Linked DNA regions of Mus musculus: all the other regions are linked to region 2. Evidence: chromatin loops called from intact Hi-C (ENCODE). Cell type or tissue: gastrocnemius. All regions are shown on one strand. Each heading gives the region's core, and the rest is flanking DNA. Links, peaks and the distances in the headings are about the cores only. Region 1 overlaps Fgf13 (fibroblast growth factor 13). Region 2 has its middle 88 kb from the start of Mir504. Region 3 overlaps Fgf13 (fibroblast growth factor 13).

Region 1 (6,260 bases), core at 793-5,792, 53 kb after region 2:
TATAGAAAACAGACACCGTGCCATATGCTTTTATTCGTAGTTAATCAGGTGGCTAGGGCAGATGGATTATTTGGCTCCAGGAATACTATGTAATCTTTCTCTCTCATCCAATATTACTGGCAATGTTTTTAGTGCACTGTTACCTACAGTAATCTTAATCAAGGGGGAAGGTGCACCTGAGGTAATAGAGAAGTTGTGCATAGCAACCAAATAATTTACCGACAGGTATTTTTCATTCCAGGATAGATATATGCATCAGGCCATATCATAGTGCTATATTTTATGACTAGTTATGACAACTTATGTTTATATAAATATGAGTATGAATTTGGGTTTATAATGTCTTATTCTAGCTCTAATTTACCAATTCTTTTTGTAACTGGAAATCATTACAGCCCATTCTAGGTTTTGATACTAGCTAGGGTACTATAACCAGTACCTAAAATGTGGAGCTCACTTTAAATAGAGGTAGAAAGCATTTGGAAAATATGATAGACAATGTATAGATGTCCTTGTTGAGATTGTTGGTATAAAGCTGGATGTTTCTGAAACGTCCCAGTGAGGAGAGCAATTTCACCCACTAATAGTGCACTTCAGCATATGAGGCTTTTCAGGCACTTTAGGATGAAATAATTTGAAGTGATTATCTGTTCTGAGTCTACCACCACTTATGCACAGAATTATTATAATCAGCCTCCACAGATGGAATGATGATTTTAATAGATATTCACCCTCTCCACAAATAGATGGTTGGAAACATGTACCTGAGACCTCTTGCAGTACCTACAAAATTCCTGGTTGGTGAAACTGTTTTACTTTCAAAGAAATGCTATTAGCACGAAGAAAATAATAGTGTTCTTTCCCACATTTGATTCTAGGCACTATACAATGTACGAGTTGGATATACAATCCTTGGGAGTAAAGTGAGGTAAGGTGCTATGCCACTATGCATAGAACATTGGTTGTTGTTATTGCTGTTTTTACCTTTCTTAAACTATGACCAGCACCCACTTCTAGAGATTCCCTAGAGCCACTTTAAAACCATGCAAATGTATAATCTCTACGGTGGGATTTGGGGACTGACCCAAAGTGTCTACCCCTTTACTGCTGTGCTAATTAGGTGCTCTGTGAAAATAGGACTCTATAATCAGGTCTGTATATAAATTTTTTTTCAAAGTTAAGCAGAGTTCCTTATCTTGGGGTTCTGCAGTATGGAATGGACTCAGGCACTTTTAATCCAAGGAGCAAAACATGCAGCTTCAGTACCACATAGGGACTGAATAGAGACGTAGAGCCTCGGACCTATTATTACCACTGGAGGCAGCAGTCAAGGCCTTCTGTACCTCCCTGGCAATCCTGATGTGTGTGAAAGTCAAATAAGCAACAGTATTTGCAGTCTTTTGTTTCATCGTGGAACCTTTTTATTTATTTACTTTTTAAAAATTTCAGGAAGCATATGGTAGGATCAACATGTTCACCATGAAGAATGTGTGAATATATATGCAGTTGAACCCGCGCAGCACTGCCATTATTTAAAGATAGTTTTGAATTCTTTGTTTACTTTAATAAATATAACCTCTTCAAAACAACTCCAAGCAGATACAGGTGGACTGCAGTGAGTCCCAGGCCAACCTAGTCTACTACAATGAGGTCCAGGCCAGATATACCTACATAGTAAGACTTTTTGTCTCAACAAAACAAAACAAAACAAAACAAAACAAAACAAAACAAAACAAAACAAAACAAAACAAAACAAAACAGCTCATAGACAACCTTTCTGAGAGTTCAAGTTTCTTTCTGGGAATTTTGAACCTTCTGTATTTGCAGAGCTTCCCTGACCCAATGAAGTGCTGATGTTTATGACCAATAGATGTATGTTCCTGAATAATGAGACAATAAGCAGCAACCCCAACATCCAAAAAGAAACTTGAAGAGCTTGGACAAAGGGAGACAAGCAGAGGGAGCAGATGGAGTCTACTAGTGTTTGTATCTTGAGTTCAAGATAGACGAGCAGTCTTACCTCCTTCAGGCATAGCCACAAAGCAATTGGGCTGGGACCAGTGAGTGGATTTTGCTGAATTTGCCCCAAGCATTTTGGGAGTCAGCACAATTATCTCCCTGAAAAAACTGTGCCATGGTAAGTATGCTATGTTTGCTTTGAAACACGACCTTTTGTTTGGTTTGCTCCATTCTTGCCATGTTGAGTACTCCAAAGCCTTCATTGTCACACATAAACAGCTCTGGGGAGCTAGATAAAAGGCACCCCCAGGAAAGAATGCTTATAATTTCCTTACACTCTCTGAGATGGAAAAGGACTTAGCTATTTAGTCTTGTGCTTTTTTTCTTCTACAGAGGAATGAGATGAGCTAAAGGTTGGGGTGTGACACTAAATGCAGAACATATGACTAGCTCAAAGATCCTCACACAGTTTGATTGCTCAATGACAAGGAGGACTCTTGAGGACCAATATGAAAGTTGAAGGCTGAGAGACACAGTTGAAAGAGTGTTCATGCGAACAGACACTGGAGCTTGTCTGAAGTCAGTGGCCTTATACATGAACTTTAGTATTAAGTCCAGTTTCTAATATAGTTGATAGCACATAATGGATAATAAACACACATTGAAGTTTTCCTTTTCTTTGAATGAATATAAAGAGTTTATTCGGTGCGTATTTGGGTATACAACAACAAATATTAAACAACTTTTTTTTTAACTTTTTGTGCACAGGGCAGAAAACTGCCTGTACATGCTATGTCCACTTTTGGAACACAGGTTTTAACAATTATTAATGCACAAAATCTTACATATCATGCAACTCTATGCCAAGATTCCAACTTTCTTCCATGCAACAGATATGAAGATCTAAATGGAAACCTAGCTAAGTCTTAAACACTTTTCCAGTAGCAGGTATAATATATGTTGTTTAGGGGGAACCATTCTTAACATTGCCTTGTTCACAATGTTCACGTGCCAAATCCAATGACAGGAGGACTTGTACATGTACAGGTGAGACACTTCTTATTTGAACAACACGAAAGACAATGCCACTGTTCCACAGTTCCTGTCTTTACACAAGAAGCCACAATAGATTAACATGATACACGAATGGAATTAAGAGAAATCTACACTTGAGGATAATCTTGTTTCAACTTATCTTACTGACTGGGATTGACGATACAACTCAATTTCTACGCACAAAGTACAGCACAAGAACTTGACCAGAATGCTACAGTTCTAATTGACAACAAAAAAGGAGAGAGAGAGAGAGAGAGAGAGAGAGAGAGAGAGAGAGAGAGAGAGAGAGAGAGAAAGAGAGAGAGAGAGAGAGAAAGAGAGAGAGAGAGAGAGAAAGAGGGAGGGTGGAAAGGAGAGGGTGCGAGAGAGGAAAACCCATAAGAACACGGTTACCTTGAACCTCAGATGCCAATTCAGATTCAACCCTGCCTTTGGTTAATATGGATTAAGTGACAGAGTCAATAGAACCATTAATTTTCAAAAATCATAAAGTTGCACTATATGAAAGTAAAGAGTACATTTGAATCAAGCAGAGATAGAAAACACGAAGCCAAGAAAACAGCACAGTTCACAGAATTTGTTTGCCCCTACAAAACATTTAAGCAGTTAACTTTGTTTTGTTGTTTTGCTTTGTTAAGAATAGCTGTGGTCTTTTAATTTTTCTTAATTGGGAAGCAAATTGACCAGCATTTGTGCTGTTAAATATTTTTGCTGTTTTATTTATCCCCAAAGTACAGGTGAGATCATGAGAAAATTTGGCAGTCCTTCTTCCAGGTTTAGTTCATTGATAATGCTTGGCACTCTTTTGCACAAGCTCAGAATAAATTATGGGGCTTTAATATGGGTGATAACAAGGTATAACGGCAGAGAGAATAGGGAAGTCTGCCTGTGTGTTTGGTAAACCTCACTGATAAGTTTGAACTTTTGGATGAAGGACTGCTAGAAGAATTCAACAGCACCTGAAGGTAAGGTTCTGTTATAGAGCCCTCGTTTTGCCCTCACTGGCTACGTTGATTCGTTGTGGCTCATGGATTTGCCTCCATTCAGTACACCAGAGACGCTTCTGCTCTTGGTCGGGGTCCCACTTCCAGATCGGGAGAACTCCGTGAGATCGTGCAGAGATGGCTCCTTGTACATGGCCACTGAAAAGCACAGAGATGGTGGAAAATGGCTTTAAAGGGACACACTGATGTATTGTAGTATTCAAAAATTCTACAACAGATCTTAGGTATTCTCACTTTAAAACTTCTAAGGGCAGGAAGCAAAGCTCATGGTAGCTATCTCACCTTAGCCATTCCACAGTGAATACATTTTTTATAATAGTATCTTAAACACAATAAACTATTTTTATTTATCAAAAGATTTCCTTTTAATAACTGAAAAGAAACAAAGACAAAACAGATCAAAATATTTTCTTTTGCTTACTAAGACAAACAAATAAGTACTTGGCAGAGTGCATTAGACTAGATTCAGTGAATTCTAGTCCTCATTTAGTCCCATGTAAGGGAATTTAGTGCCTAACTTCTATCACGGTGTTATATGCAAGGATTAATGAAAACACATTTAATAAAGCTCTCAGAAGTTTAAATATAATCTATAAAATACTATGAAAGCTTAATATCAATATTTTACACACTTTAAAACATTGATTTCCATCATATCTTAAAATAAAACTTTAAGATGAAAAGTATTTGCATGATTCCAGTACAATAAGTGGTAACAATTATTATTGTTGGGCTATAAATCACGGCACTTGCATATACTCATATACTTGCAGAATACATGATGCTAAATATTAATCTCACCATGTACATCACAATTTGTGCTTGTAAAAATGCTATATCTATATAATATAAAAACTCATTTTTTTCTTTAAATTTGAGATAAGGTCTGACTGTAGCCTAGGCTGCTCTTGCATTACTAGGTAGCCCAAACTGGACTCTAAGGCCTCTCTTATGCTAGCTACTAAGTGCTGGGATAACAGGCATGGGCCATCAACACAGTGGATATTCTTATATTGAACTGACAATCATGAGGCACATGTAAGTATGTAACATTTCAAGATCATTTGGTTAACAGTGGGGCATGGTGACAAATGTCTAGAATTCTGGCATTTGGGGAGCAGAGGGGAGATGACCAAGATTTTGAAACCAGTTGTGACCAGAATGCTACATAGTTGAGAAACTGTCACAAACGACTAAACCAAACACACACAATCCAACCATCTGGTTAGTGAACAATGAAGCTGAAGTTTGAATCAGGTATTCTGGCTCCAAAAAATGAGCTGTAAAACACAGTGTGACACTTATTTTAACATGTGTGCACGTGTGGGTAAGGAGATGGGTAGTTGTTCAAGTCTCTACTGTCATCTCCTATTTGGTTTGCATGCTCTCTTTCTTATCTATGTCTCCCTCTAATATTACCATCTCCCAGTTTTATTTTAATAGTTATTCTGGCTGTTTAATGTCCACCTGAAATACACTAGTATTATTTGGGAAAAGGGACCCTCAATTAAGAAAGTGCCCCCACAAGATTTTACTGTACGGATGTTTATGGTAGCATTCTCTTGATTGATGTGGGAGGGTCCAGCTCACTGTGTGTAGGGTGTCGGTACTGAGTTGCTCTGTTCCTGGGTGTGATAAGAAAGCAGGCTGAGCTAGCCAGTAAGTGGCAGAGTTCCTCCCTGGCCTGTGCTTTAATTCTTGCCTCTAGGTTCCTGCCCTGACTTCCTTTGTTGATAAACTGTGATGTGAAAATGTAAGCAAAATAAAACCTTTCCTCCCCAACTTGTTTGTAGTAATGGTGTTTTATCACAGCGAAAGTAGCCTTGACTAAATCAGAAATTAGTACCAGGTCATTGGATATTTCTGTGGCAGATCTGATCATGTTTTAGGGAGGACTGTGGAAGAATTTTGGAACATTTGGGCTGGAAAAGCCACTGAGTGTTCAGAGCTTAGTGAGATGCTATGGGAACAAAAGATAATATAGGCCTGAAATCAATGCACATGATGGAGACCTGGCTTGTGAATTTTCCGAGTGACGTTTTTAGAGTGCCTGGAAAACTCTATAGGGTCATTTGATATTTTGAATTAAGATCCACTGAAGTTTAACTTTTGCTTTGTTGGGATAGCTGATATATGTCAACTGGGACTAAAGAATCAAATGTAATTAAGAAGATAGTAGCATCAACTGAGGCAAGATCTTCTGGGAAGGGTTTCCTTAGGGTCAACACCCAGAGCTATGGT
Region 2 (6,260 bases), core at 911-5,910:
AGATCTCTAGGTCACTCTCCTTATGCAATTGTTCATGTGTAAAACCAAGCTTAGTGGAATGTTGTTTGTCCTCTGAGAAAGTAGTATCACAAATATTGGGCTATTGGATTACTAAATGATGATTTATGAATTTTTGGTATTTATGTAAAGGAAGGGAACAAAACATGAAATGTAATCAAAAATTTCTGGGCCTTGTTTTATATCCTAAGACAAGTTTGATTATTAGGAAGATGAGCTACTGAATATATACAAAGAGAGTGGACCGGGCAGTATTGAAGTGTTGCTTGCATCCCACATTTTCTAAATGAAGAGAACATCCTCTTTTCAGTGTCCTAAACATGAAAGTAAAGCTATGAAAGTAAAACCTGGAATTAGGCATCAAGACTACCATCTTATTAGAATACAATATCTAAGAGATCATGTATACTATAATCTGAGAAACAATAAAACAAATAAGTTTCAATCTCCCTGGAAAGTTGTAACTTTCAGATGTTTAAAATGAAATACAAACCTCACATGTGTTGAAAAACTCTTATGAGTGAAATATTAATGTTATCATTAGCAGAAAGTGATCTTTGTTCAAAGTGTTTGCCAAACAGCTTCTTCCTTGTATCATGAAGAACAGCTACTATACCAAGTACTGTACTGTTTGATTATATATTTTTTTAATCATTCACATTGACACAAAAGAAAACAGAAGCTTGAAAGGTTAAATAACGTCCTTCATGTCAGAGAGCAAAAACTAACAGAGAAATACTGAAGGCAAGTCTTTCCAAATAAAGAATGCCCATACCCAGTCACATGAATAATTTCCTCCAGCATCAGTTTTCAGAGAATCCCACTGACAGTGCCTCACTATGTTTCTAGTTAAGAAAGGAACTCTATGAAACAGACACTTCTTGTTTTTTGTTTTTGTTTGTTTTACTTAAAATACTAAAAACTTGTAATACAAAGTTACTTGCTTGAGCAAAAACATAAGTAACAGATCCCATCCTGAGTACCTAACAAAATTATTCACATGTACACCCTTTCTAGACATTTTCTTCCACATTAATCTATTGTGATAAAGACAACTTCTAGGGAACATATTTATTTTTCTATTTTTCCTTTATTTCTGAGATTATAATATAATATCATTTTCCCTTTCTTTTTGTCCCTCTGTCCTCAACCTGTGAGTCACAAACCCTTTGGCAAACCTCTGTCTCCAAAAATACTTACATTATAATTCACAATAGCATGTACTTACAGAGAAAGTAACAAGTAGCTATGAAGTAACAACAAAAGTAGTTTTATAACTAAGGGGTCATCACAATACGAGGACCTGTGTTAAAAGTTCTCAGCATCATTTAGGTTGAGACCCATGCTCTAACCAACCCCACATATACCCTTCCTTGCTGTCGTTCAAATTGAAAATGTCTGTTTCATTAATTGTTGTTACATGCAAATATAAGGCTCTTGATTATACTTATTAGTATATTGACTATATCACATTTTTTTCATGAGCAAACTTTTTATATGGTACAAATGTCTCTGTCCAAGTTATTAAGAAATTATAGATCGGGGCCTAACCACATTTTGCAGTGTGGCACGGTTTAGTTAATTGTAGAATTGTAGGGAACAACACTAAGAACCTCTCTGGCTGTAGTGAATGGAAAATGGTTAGTCAGCCTCTATGTTTAATCCAAAGGGCATCATGAGCAAGAGTCAGGTCTGCTTTCTCAATTCATCATTTCAAACTCCATAGTGTCAAGGTGATTCCTCAAATCCCTAAGAAAAGACATTGCTAATACAAACACATATTTTGATGTCTATAAAATTCTTTCATTTAAAATGCCAAATTATTTATATGCCAAAGTGAAATAACCAATGCACACTATTCTTAGCTCAATCTGTCAGAGCACTTTTGCATAATATCACAATGTACTAATTTCAGCTGTTTGTAATAGCAGAACCAGACGGAGCACGGCCAGAAAACAGAGTGGAAGTAGCTGAAGATGCTACAAGACTGCTTTTCATTAATAAAAAAAAAAAAAGCTTCAAGAATGGCCTCCAAAAAATAACACTTGTCAGAGCATAAAATGGGTGCTGTCTAAGGAGTATTGATTGATCGTCACAAGCCAGGAAATTAGAAAGAGGAGAGTCATAGTACAACAATTCATCTTTGTCAATAAAAGAAATATGTGTTTCTATTGGAAACTATCTGTTTTCTGGGTTCCTAGGATGTGGTCATTAGGAGCTATACATTTCTGTAGTAATTTTCACATGTTATCTCAGGAAGTCATTCAATTGCAACAATTAATGTGTTTAGACTTGTCAACTTAAACTGCTTTTAATCACATTCACTTACAAAAGCAAAGTACCGTAAGACTAAAATACTCTCCTGTGTACTGAGGACTTTATCTTTAAAGAACTTGATGACAGTGAAAACTCGAAGTTGCATTCAATTATTTGCTTGGATAACAATCTTTTCATTAGAAGAAAACTGTCCTGGGAAACTCTTTTTTGGCATCTGGGACTTTCTAGTGGCTACACCTGATTCCCCATCCCAGGACCCAACAGGGATGACATTAGGTGAAATACCCAACAAAGGGAAGAGAGAACCTGCAAAGACCATATCCTGTGGTTAAGCATGGCCCTCAGTTGAGGGATGGGGCTACTCAACCATCTTAAAAATATTAATCCGGAATTGCTCATGTCTAAAGGAAATGCAGGGATAGAGAATAGAGGAGTTAGGGGAAAGACTGAAGGAGCTGAAGGAGTTTGCAACCCCATAGGAAGGACAACAGTATCAACTAACCAGACCCCCCAGAGCTCCCAGGGACTAAACCACCAACCAAGGAGTACACATGGAGGTCCCCATGGATCCAGATGCATATGTAGCAGAGGATGGCCTGTTGGGCATCAATGGGGGGAGAAGCCCTTGGTCCTGTGGAGGCTTGATGTCCCAGTGTAGGAGGGGTGCTGAAGGAGTGGGGCCGGAGACTTGAGTGGGGGAGCACCCTCGTAGAAGCATAGGGAAAGGGGATGGGATAGGGGGTTGTGGAGGGGAAAACAGGAATGGGGATAACATTTGAAATGTAAATAAAATAACCAAGCTTTTAATAAAGAAGAGACGCGTCTTGAGAGCAACCGTGTCCACAGTGATGAGGTAAGTGCCTAGAACAAAGAAATGCTTAAATGTTAATAATATCAATAAATTAATAAGTACTTTAAGATGTAGCCACAATTTTTTCTATAAGCAAGGATTTACATATTATTAAAGATAGCTAGCCTTTTGTTTTCAACAAATATTGAGGATTCCATATTCCATTCCCCGCCCTTCCACATCCAACCTCTGACTGCTCCACATCCCACAGCTCCTCCCCACCCAACCCGGTCTCCATGTGGATGCTCCCACTCCCCACCCCACCTGACATCTAAACTCCCTGGGGCCTGCAGTCTCTTGAGGGTTAGATGCTTCATCTCTGAATGAACACAGACTGGGCAGTCCTCTACTGTATGTATGTTTGGGGTCTCATAGCACCTGATGTATGCTGCCTGTTTGGTGGTCCAGTGTTTGACAGATCTCGGGGTTCCAGATTAATTGAGACTGCTGGTCCTCCTGCAGGATCCCCCTTCTCCTCAGCTTCTTTCAGCTTTCCCTAATTCAACCACAGGGGTCAGCAGCTTCTGTCCACTGGTTGGGTGCAAATATTTGCATCTGATTCTTTCAGCTGCTTGCTGGATCTTTCAGAGGGTAGTCATGATAGCCCATCCCCCATTTCCCATCCCTTATCCTCTGAGGATATGTGCTTTCCCTGGGTGTGCCCCTACCCTGACAATATCCAATTTTTTGTGGGTTTAATTTTTATGATTATAAAAAATGGCATACTCATAATTATATATTTGTGACAAGCAGAAAAATACAGATGGGGTAATAATAACCTAAAGTCCTATGATCTGAAGTAAACCACATTTTTATTTTGATTTTTGAGACAGAGTCTCACTATGCAGCTAAAACACTACTGAAACTCACTCGGGCATTCAGCTTACAGGAATCGGTCTGATTCTGCCTCCTGAGTGTTGGAATTAAAGGCATATACCAAAAAGCCTGGCTTAAAAGTACCACTTTAATACCCAATTAAAAAAAAACAAAAAACAAAAAACGACTTAACCAGAAAAAAAAAAGAGTACCACTTTGTGTTGGACTAAGTAATTTAATATTCTTCTTCTTCTTCTTCTTCTTCTTCTTCTTCTTCTTCTTCTTCTTCTTCTTCTTCTTCTTCTTCTTCTTCTTCTTCTTCCTCCTCCTCCTCCTCCTCCTCTCTCTCTCTCTCTCTCTCTCTCTCTCTCTCTCTCTCTCTCCCATGTGTGTGTGTGTGTTCATGCGTGCATTCATTTAACAAGCTGCATAATAAACCCAGACCAACTTAACACTATTTCATGCAGGTTTCTAATAGATTATTAGGGGCTATTTAACATACCAAGGGAAACTTTCACACAAAGATACTGTTAATGACCATTAATGGGCTTTCTCTTTTTATTTATTCATTTTAGGAAATTTTTTAGATCATCTCAAACACAAAGAATAATAAATTAATGAAACTACATGTATGCATTCACACAGCTTGACTAGCTCTCAATGTTATATTACTCTTATTTCTACTCATGCCTAAAACACAAGCAACTTGATTGTTGCATTCAAGTATTTCTTATATGGATCAAATTTGCATATTTTAAAATGGGTACATTTTAATTGCAAGGAAGGAGTTACAGAGACAAAGTTCGGAGCTGAGACAGAAGGAATGACCATCCAGAGACTGCCCCACCCAGGGATCCATCCTATATTCAACCACCAAACCCAGACACTATTGAATATGCCAGCAAGATTTTGCTGACAGGACCCTGGTATAGCTATCTCTTGTGAGGCTATGCTAGTGCCTGGCAAATACAGAAGTGGATGCTCATAGTCATCTATTGGATGGAACACAGGGCCCCTAATGAAGGAGCTAGAGAAAGTACCCAAGGAGTTAAAGGGGTCTGCAACCCTATAGGTGGAACAATGATATGAACTAACCAGTACCCCCCAGAGCTGTGTCTCTAGTTGCATATGTAGCAGAGGATGGCCTAGTTGGCCATCAATGGGAGGAGAGGCCCTTGGTCTTGCGAAGATCATATGCCCCAGTACAGGGTAATGCCAGTGCCAGGAAGCAGGAGTGAGTAGGTTGGGGAGCAGGGTGGGGGTAGGGTATAGGGGACTTTCGGGATAGCATTTAAAACATAAATGAAGAAAATATCTAATAAAAAAAGAAAACAAAGAGAAAAACAATTACTTGCCTAACCAGATGGAACCCTAGTATCTCTTTGAGAAAATGGAACACTGCTTCTTCGGAATGGAGACCTGGTTCAGCAGTTAAGAACACACTGTTTATTCCATGTTCAGTTGCTAGTATCTACATGGTAATCCACAGCTACCCAAATGTCCAGTTCCAGGGGATTTGATACAATTTTTCTGCACTCTGTGGGCATCAGGCACAAAAGTCGTTCACATACATCATGCAGACATACATCATACTCACCACATATAAATAATATGAATCTAAGAAAAAAGAATTCTACCCCTTCTAGAGCTGAGTGTCCATGTTCACATATGGCAATGCTCCTGTATATGGTTCCTCACTCAGCCGAGTGCCTGTTCTTATGTGTTTCTTTGGTTTTTGTTGTATATATATAATTTATTCTGTTTGTCATTGATTGTTCATTGTTGTCTATCAGTAGTCCATCAATATAAGTTGTTTACCCACTTTACTATTGCTGAAAAAATGAACATTTGTAGCTTGGGTTATTATGAATATGAATTCAAATGCTACACAATTTTGTTGAACAATTTTATGTACAGACATATTTTATTTTACTAAATAAATGACTAAAATAGTGATGAGAATTTCAATTGCGTAGGTATATGTTTCACTTTTATGAAGAATTGCCTGATTTTTCCAAAGTGGCTGTTAAAATTTCAACTTTATCATCAAAATGTGACAATCCTCATGTACATTACATGTTACTATATATTCTGTTGTTATATTTTGGTCTACTCACTAGTATAACCGACTCCCTAGCAGATACATCTCTAGGCAGAGTTCAGTGGATACCAATGATATCATAATGTCTATAGTGTCAATGACCACAATTGGGCTGGAACACTGGCATACAGATCACAGAAGAAAAATAATTCACTGGTCATTAGTGGCTGGGCCAATCAGAGCAAACTCCCACAATCT
Region 3 (6,260 bases), core at 820-5,819, 65 kb after region 2:
AGAATAGGTGTATGAACTAATGTGTGTCGCATAGTCCTTACATCGTTCCTAACAATTGCTTAATATGAGTATAAAGTAAAAGGGACTTTGGATCTTAAAACTTTTAACACATTTATTTTTCCTAAATATTGTTTACCTCTCATACTCATATATATTTTTTCAGATAAATTTTATTTTAGTTCATGAAATCTTTTGTCTCCAATATCTTCTGTGTTTATGATTTCTATTCGATTCCCTTACAAGTTCCAGATTTGTTTCTTTTTGTGAATGTTAAACTTTTTAACTATATGGAATCTACACTAACTGGTTACTATGATCATATTTTAGCCAAGGAATGAGAAATTTGGGCAATAATGTCTCAATATAGACTTTTAAGGCACCACAGGTCATCCTGGATTCATGCGCACATAGCCCCAAGATCTAATGGTGTGCCTGAAACACTATCCAAGAACCAAAAACTTGAGACTGGTTTAAACTGCTATTCTCTTTTAGAGTCTAAAGAAGCATCTCTGGCTTCGTTGCTACAGTCACAGTGGCAAAGCACGGGTACTGTACAGTATGCTTGACCTGCTTGAGTTGGAGCCTTGCTCAAAGGAGGCTTAGAATAGAACAGTAGCTGCTCTAAAGTGAGGCTAGTAAGGCTTATAGCTGTACTACCAGGAACCATGGCCTAAAACAACACAGCTTAATATCTCTGTGTATATTTGTCAGGCAGGTTCTATAAGCACATTTCCAGTATTAAAGCAGACACACCAAGATTAAATACCTTTCTAATTAAAATAAGTAATTTGGCAAACAGAGTTTTCATCCCCCTACCCGCACTGTGCTCTTGAAGTGTAAGCTGTTATACCACTGCAAGGTGACAGTGGGACATGTGAGTCTGTATTTCAGCAGGATCGGAAGCTTTGAGGACTGCCACACAGACTGTAAATGTCCTTTTTACACATTTAGCCCCCACATCATATTTTTAGGTAGGCTGCATAGATACTCTTGGATCTAGGGAAGCAAAATTGTCTACTGAAGTAGTTCCAACAAAAACTGGTAACATTAAACCTGGATAGCAAGAATGTCTTCACTGTTCACGAGTTTGTTACATCAAGGCCATATATTCTAGCATAGGCTATTGCTTTTCAATATATTTTGTTTAATGAACATGTGACACTTTTAAAGCAGGGAGTACAGAACACAGAAAATATAGTTTCTACATTTATGCATGGACATCAACAGAAACATTATTTACATCCCTGAAACATGTTTTTCCCCCAAAAAGTCCTATAAACATTTTTAAAAGATTTTTCTTTCTCTTCAATGTCCCCAGTGACCTCTTTTCCCCTTCTATCTGCCAGTGCACTTTCAGCGGACTAATCCTCCAATTAGGTTAGCAATTACTGTCACTACCAAGGGTTATTCATCTAATCCTGAGCCATGTTCTAATGATAATTAATTTTCTGGATTTAAAATGTGCAGGTTATTTAAGCAGGTCTGATTTGTATATGTCAATGATTCTGAAGCATACCGAACATCAGGAATACATTTAAATCAGAGTTTCAGCTCTTTTATAAGTAAATGGAATTTCAAGATATAAATTATACTCATGGGGTGGCAAGGTAACTACCTATATTCCCTAGATAGACCTCCCTTCCATCAGTGATCCCAAAATCCAGGACTAATTATTATATTCAGAGCTTTGATGTTCTCTCCCAGGGAATATTTGAGGCAAATAAACTTCATTATTACTGAGTTCAAAGCATAATAAGAAAGAAGTTGAGAAAGAGGGAATCAATGCTTTCTGTTCTGTTGCCAAACAAATACATTAAGTTATGATAAAAAAAATGCTGGACTAAGAGAAATTGAGAGCAGTTCTCATATAACACCTGATTTACAGCAGATGACCTACTCATAAGTGATGAAAAATATATGTAAAGTGTACTATCATATGGTGAGACCTTTGAGGCCTGTAAAAACTCAATAAAAAGGTTAATTCTGGCATGACACCTTCCTAATAAAGAGAAGGCTCTTTCATAGGATAGACAAGAATGACAGACTTGCCTACTAGGGTAGAAATAGAAAGTGATTAATGAGGAAAGAAGCCAAGAGATGAATCGTGTGTGTGTGTGTGTGTGTGTGTGTGTGTGTGTGTGTGTGTGTGTGTGTGTGTGACAGAGAGAGAGAGAGAGAGAGAGAGAGAGAGAGACAGAGAGAGAGACAGAGACAGAGACAGAGACAGAGAGAACATGTACATGTGTGTTGTATGTACATGTCCGTGTGGGTGTGTGCACATGTGCTGATTGGTGAAGGTTCAGGTATTTATAGGGGAAGATAGAAGTTGATGTTGGGTGTCTTCTTTGATGGTTATCTACCTAGTTGTTTTGAAACAGGCTCTTTTGGACCTATAGTTCATCAGGATGCTTGGCTACTGAGCTCCAGGAATCTATTCACCTCTTATCACCAAACTCCAGTGCTAGGATTAGAACTATACACTGTGTCTACTTACTTTGCACAAGCAATGCAGATCTAAACTCAAGTTCTTACACTTATATAGTAGGCATTTTACCAAATAAGCCATCTCCTAAGCCTGATAAATCTAATTTTCAAAACTTAGAAGGGGAGAGTGGGAGGGAAGAAGACAAAAGACAAAGTAGTGTATCTGGGGAGATGTACCAGCAGTGAAAAGCTCTGTCTGCATTTGCAGATGACCCAGAGTCAGTTCCCAGCACACATATATGGTGGTTTACAGCTATATGTAACTCCAGGTCCAAGAGACCCAATGTCCTCTTCTGGCCTTTGTGAGCACCAAGCATACATGTGGTATGCATACATTAACACAGGCAAAAACACTTATTCACACAAAGTTTACAAAAATCTTTAAAAAATAAGTTATAAAGACAAAACAATGCTTACACTGAAAATAAGACTAAAGAGAACTCCCTGCAACAAAGACATAGGCACACAATTACACTGTTGTCTCTCAGTGTCCAAATATCTAAAATGTCATTTGAATTACATTGGCCTTTCTTGTGAAATGATGAAAAAAAAAAACCTACCAGTCCTATCACCTTTATTATGGTTTGCCAGAAGATTCAATGAGAAGCTGTATATGAATGAAACTCTAATATAGGTTTTCTTCTGATAATAAATGACCAGAAGGCCAGGGCAACATATATTCTTTCATTTTCAGAGTTCCTTTTCATCTGGGATCAATTTCAAGGAATAAGATTGGCCTATGTGTATCTTAATAATATATTAGAATATAATTCTACCCCAAATTAGGGCTACAGATAAATTATACTTTGCATTAGTGTTCTCCTCAAAGCTTGGTTCCCAGGAAACTGTTTCGTCTGTCTTTCTTTCTTTCTTTCTTTCTTTCTTTCTTTCTTTCTTTCTTTCTTTCTTTCTTTCTTTCTTTCTTTCTTTCTATTTCTGTCTGCAGCAGGCTTAAATGGCTGCAGTGCTGTATTCCACAGCACTAAAAAAGAGAGAGGTATTTAAATGGGCCTTGTGAAATTCCATGCCACAAAAGGACTTAAAAGTACACATGATAATTAGCAAGAATTTGAAAAGAAATGCAAATTATGCTTAACAATATTACATAGGGCTAGTTTTTGCTTCATACTGTTACAACAAAATTTCTTGATGTCATTTTTATATTCCAAGATATTTCATGGGTACTTTAATTTACCCTAGGTTGGCTTCACAAAACAGCAAAATATTGCTTTTCCCCTACAGTTCATCAATAAAAACTACAATACTAGGACTATCAATGAGGACTCACATACAATGTTTTAGTTCCAGAGTTCACTTACAGATTTGTCCTGGTTACCCTGTATCTTGCAGTTCTACCAAGCTGTGTCATGCACTGGATTATTCTGCCTATTAAAATGTAAAAACAGAGCCAGGTAGGCCTGTATGGCATTTTCTTTTTTTTGTTCTTCATTTACATTTCCAGTGCTATCCCAAAAGTCCCCCATACCCTCCCCCCAACTCTCCTACCCCCTCCCTCTTCTTGGCCCTGGTGTTCCCCTGTACTGAGGCATATAAAGTTTGCAAGTCCAATGGGCCTCTCTTTGCAGTGATGGCCGACTAGGCCATCTTCTGATACATATGCAGCTAGAGACACGATCTCCAGGGGTACTGGTTACTTCATATTGTTGTTCCACCTATAGGGCTGCCCTTTCCTTTAGCTCCTTGGGTACTTTCTCTAGCTCCTCCATTGGGGGCCCTATGATTAATTAATGATTGAGCAGGGAAGGGTAATCCTACTGTGGGTGGTGCTATACCTGGGTTGGCAGTTCTGGGTTCTATAAGAAAGCAGGCTGCTCAAGACATGATGAGTAAGTCGATAAGCAGCAAAATTTTGTATAGAACTGTATAATCACCCCTTCTCCAAGAATCTAAGCCAATGAGAGAGAAAAATTTAAAAGAACTATATTGTCTGACCTTAAAATAAGGCTAAGTATCAAAAACGGCATAAGGTCCATGAAACAAATGATTTAGTCCTATGTTTTTCTTGTGCTTTATTGACCTTGTGTCTTTTATTTTTTTGATACTTAGCCTAAAAGTAGAATAAACAAAAGCAAAAAGCAACAAGATTCTACCACATGAACCTTCTGTACAATGAAGGAGATAGTGAACATGAGCCACCCTACAGAATAGGGATTAAAACATTTACAAATTATGCATCTGAAAAACGGGTTGATGATATTGAGATTATGTATGTATGAATTATAGGTAAAGGCATTTCTCAGAAGTCACAGAACTGTTCAATAAATATATAACAGTGCTCAGCATCACTAGTTAGCAGGCACAGGAAAATGTAATTCACATTCCTCTCTGGTAGAATGGTTATCACAAAGACATAATATAACAAACAACCCTGAGGATGCGCAGCATGGAGATCTCCAACACACAACTGGTACAAATATTAGTTAGTACAGCTATTAGAGAAAACACTATGGATGCTCCTTATTTTCTTTTAAAGTCCATCGAGATGGTTCCTCTAGTGGAAGTACTGGAAATGAACACTGGGTGATATAAATTTTCGTCCTTGGAATCTGTGGCAGAAGAAGACAAATGCCTCCTAAAAACTGTCCTCTGACCTTGAAATGTACATCCTGGCAGCTCCCCCCATGTCATAAACACACAGATTACACATACAATAATAAATAAAATCTTAAAATAGATCTATCATATGGTCTGGCAACCTAACTACCAAAAGGACATTAAAAGGAAATGAAGCCAGTACTCCTCATGGCATACATGTGCATCCTGATGTTTATTGCAACACAACTCATAGTAGTGAAGAAAAGGGTATACCTTTAGTGCTTATCAGCTGAAGACAAGATGAAAGAATTGTGGAACACATACACACTATGGAATACTATTTAGCTATCAAAAGGATGGAATTTTGCCATTTGTAAAAACATGAATCAATTAAAGAAAAAATGTTTCAGATTGTAAGAAAACAACATTATAATTTAAACTTAATAAAGGACTCCATTGTTTAACAGAAATCAGCAGAAAGATTTGTTTAATTGAGTAAAGAACAGTCATCTATTAAAATGTGTCTATTATGAGGAGTAAATCCACAAGCTATCAGTGTTGACTTACATGGTTTTTAAAAGAGATACATTTTATTTTAAATTGTGTATGTGTGTGTTGGGGGCTATGGCTCATAAGCTGTAATTGGAGGCAGTGTGAGTTTTCCTTCATGAGTGCTGGTAAATTTACGTCCTCCAAAAGAGCACTGGCTCACTAGTGGTTGAGCCATGTCTCCAGGCCCTAACATACATGTTTGAAAGGTGAATAAAAGTATCAGGGATTAGATGGGCCTGCTGGAATATGCTGGTAGGTTGAGCCCTTGGAAGTCTTAAATAGGGGACTTGCCATGGTTTGAACCCACCTTGAGCTATCCAGCTAAAAATGAACAGCAAGACACTGTCTTAAAGAAATAGTATCAAGAATGTTTTCTACACATCAAATGCCCTATTTAAGCCTTCCTTTACTATGATATCTGGTGCTCTGTAATTTGTGGCAGTGCTCCTCTCTGTAATAACTTTAGAATGTGATCTAAATCCATTTGCAAAATAATGACCTCTGAGGGACTTGTAGTCAGCAGGAGCGCAAGCTTAGTAGGTTGAATCTTTTAAAATAGTTTTTGTAAGCTCCTGACTGAAAATTAAAGCTTAGGAGTTCTGAAAAATTTCGCAAAGATCCAACAAACCAGCAGGGAAATGAAGGTTATGTGCTTCTATATAAACTGA

Evidence for each region. Hi-C counts contacts between places; a loop is a spot of excess contacts. Peaks named below come from ENCODE experiments on the same cell type or tissue, not always from the same donor. Only the 100,000 strongest peaks of a DNase experiment are listed, where the experiment ranks them.
Region 1: it touches region 2 in a loop (7-fold over the local background); 2 of 42 quality-filtered maps call a loop at or near these places.
Region 3: it touches region 2 in a loop (4-fold over the local background); 2 of 42 quality-filtered maps call a loop at or near these places.

What each region holds. Positions count from the first base shown.
Region 1 is chrX:59,059,513-59,065,772 of GRCm38, forward strand. It overlaps Fgf13 (fibroblast growth factor 13), which reads right to left. Exons shown (of 5, transcript NM_010200.3): 5 at 2,633-4,157. The coding sequence ends at 4,021. Among named protein-coding and RNA genes, the nearest start is that of Mir504, 35 kb to the right of the region's middle. In gastrocnemius, for the core only: no CTCF peak of the experiment used is centred there; no DNase peak of the experiment used is centred there.
Region 2 is chrX:59,006,344-59,012,603 of GRCm38, forward strand. No RefSeq gene overlaps it. Among named protein-coding and RNA genes, the nearest start is that of Mir504, 88 kb to the right of the region's middle. In gastrocnemius, for the core only: no CTCF peak of the experiment used is centred there; a DNase peak (open chromatin) is centred at 2,888.
Region 3 is chrX:59,071,364-59,077,623 of GRCm38, forward strand. All of the region lies in intron 3 of Fgf13 (fibroblast growth factor 13), which reads right to left. Among named protein-coding and RNA genes, the nearest start is that of Mir504, 23 kb to the right of the region's middle. In gastrocnemius, for the core only: no CTCF peak of the experiment used is centred there; no DNase peak of the experiment used is centred there.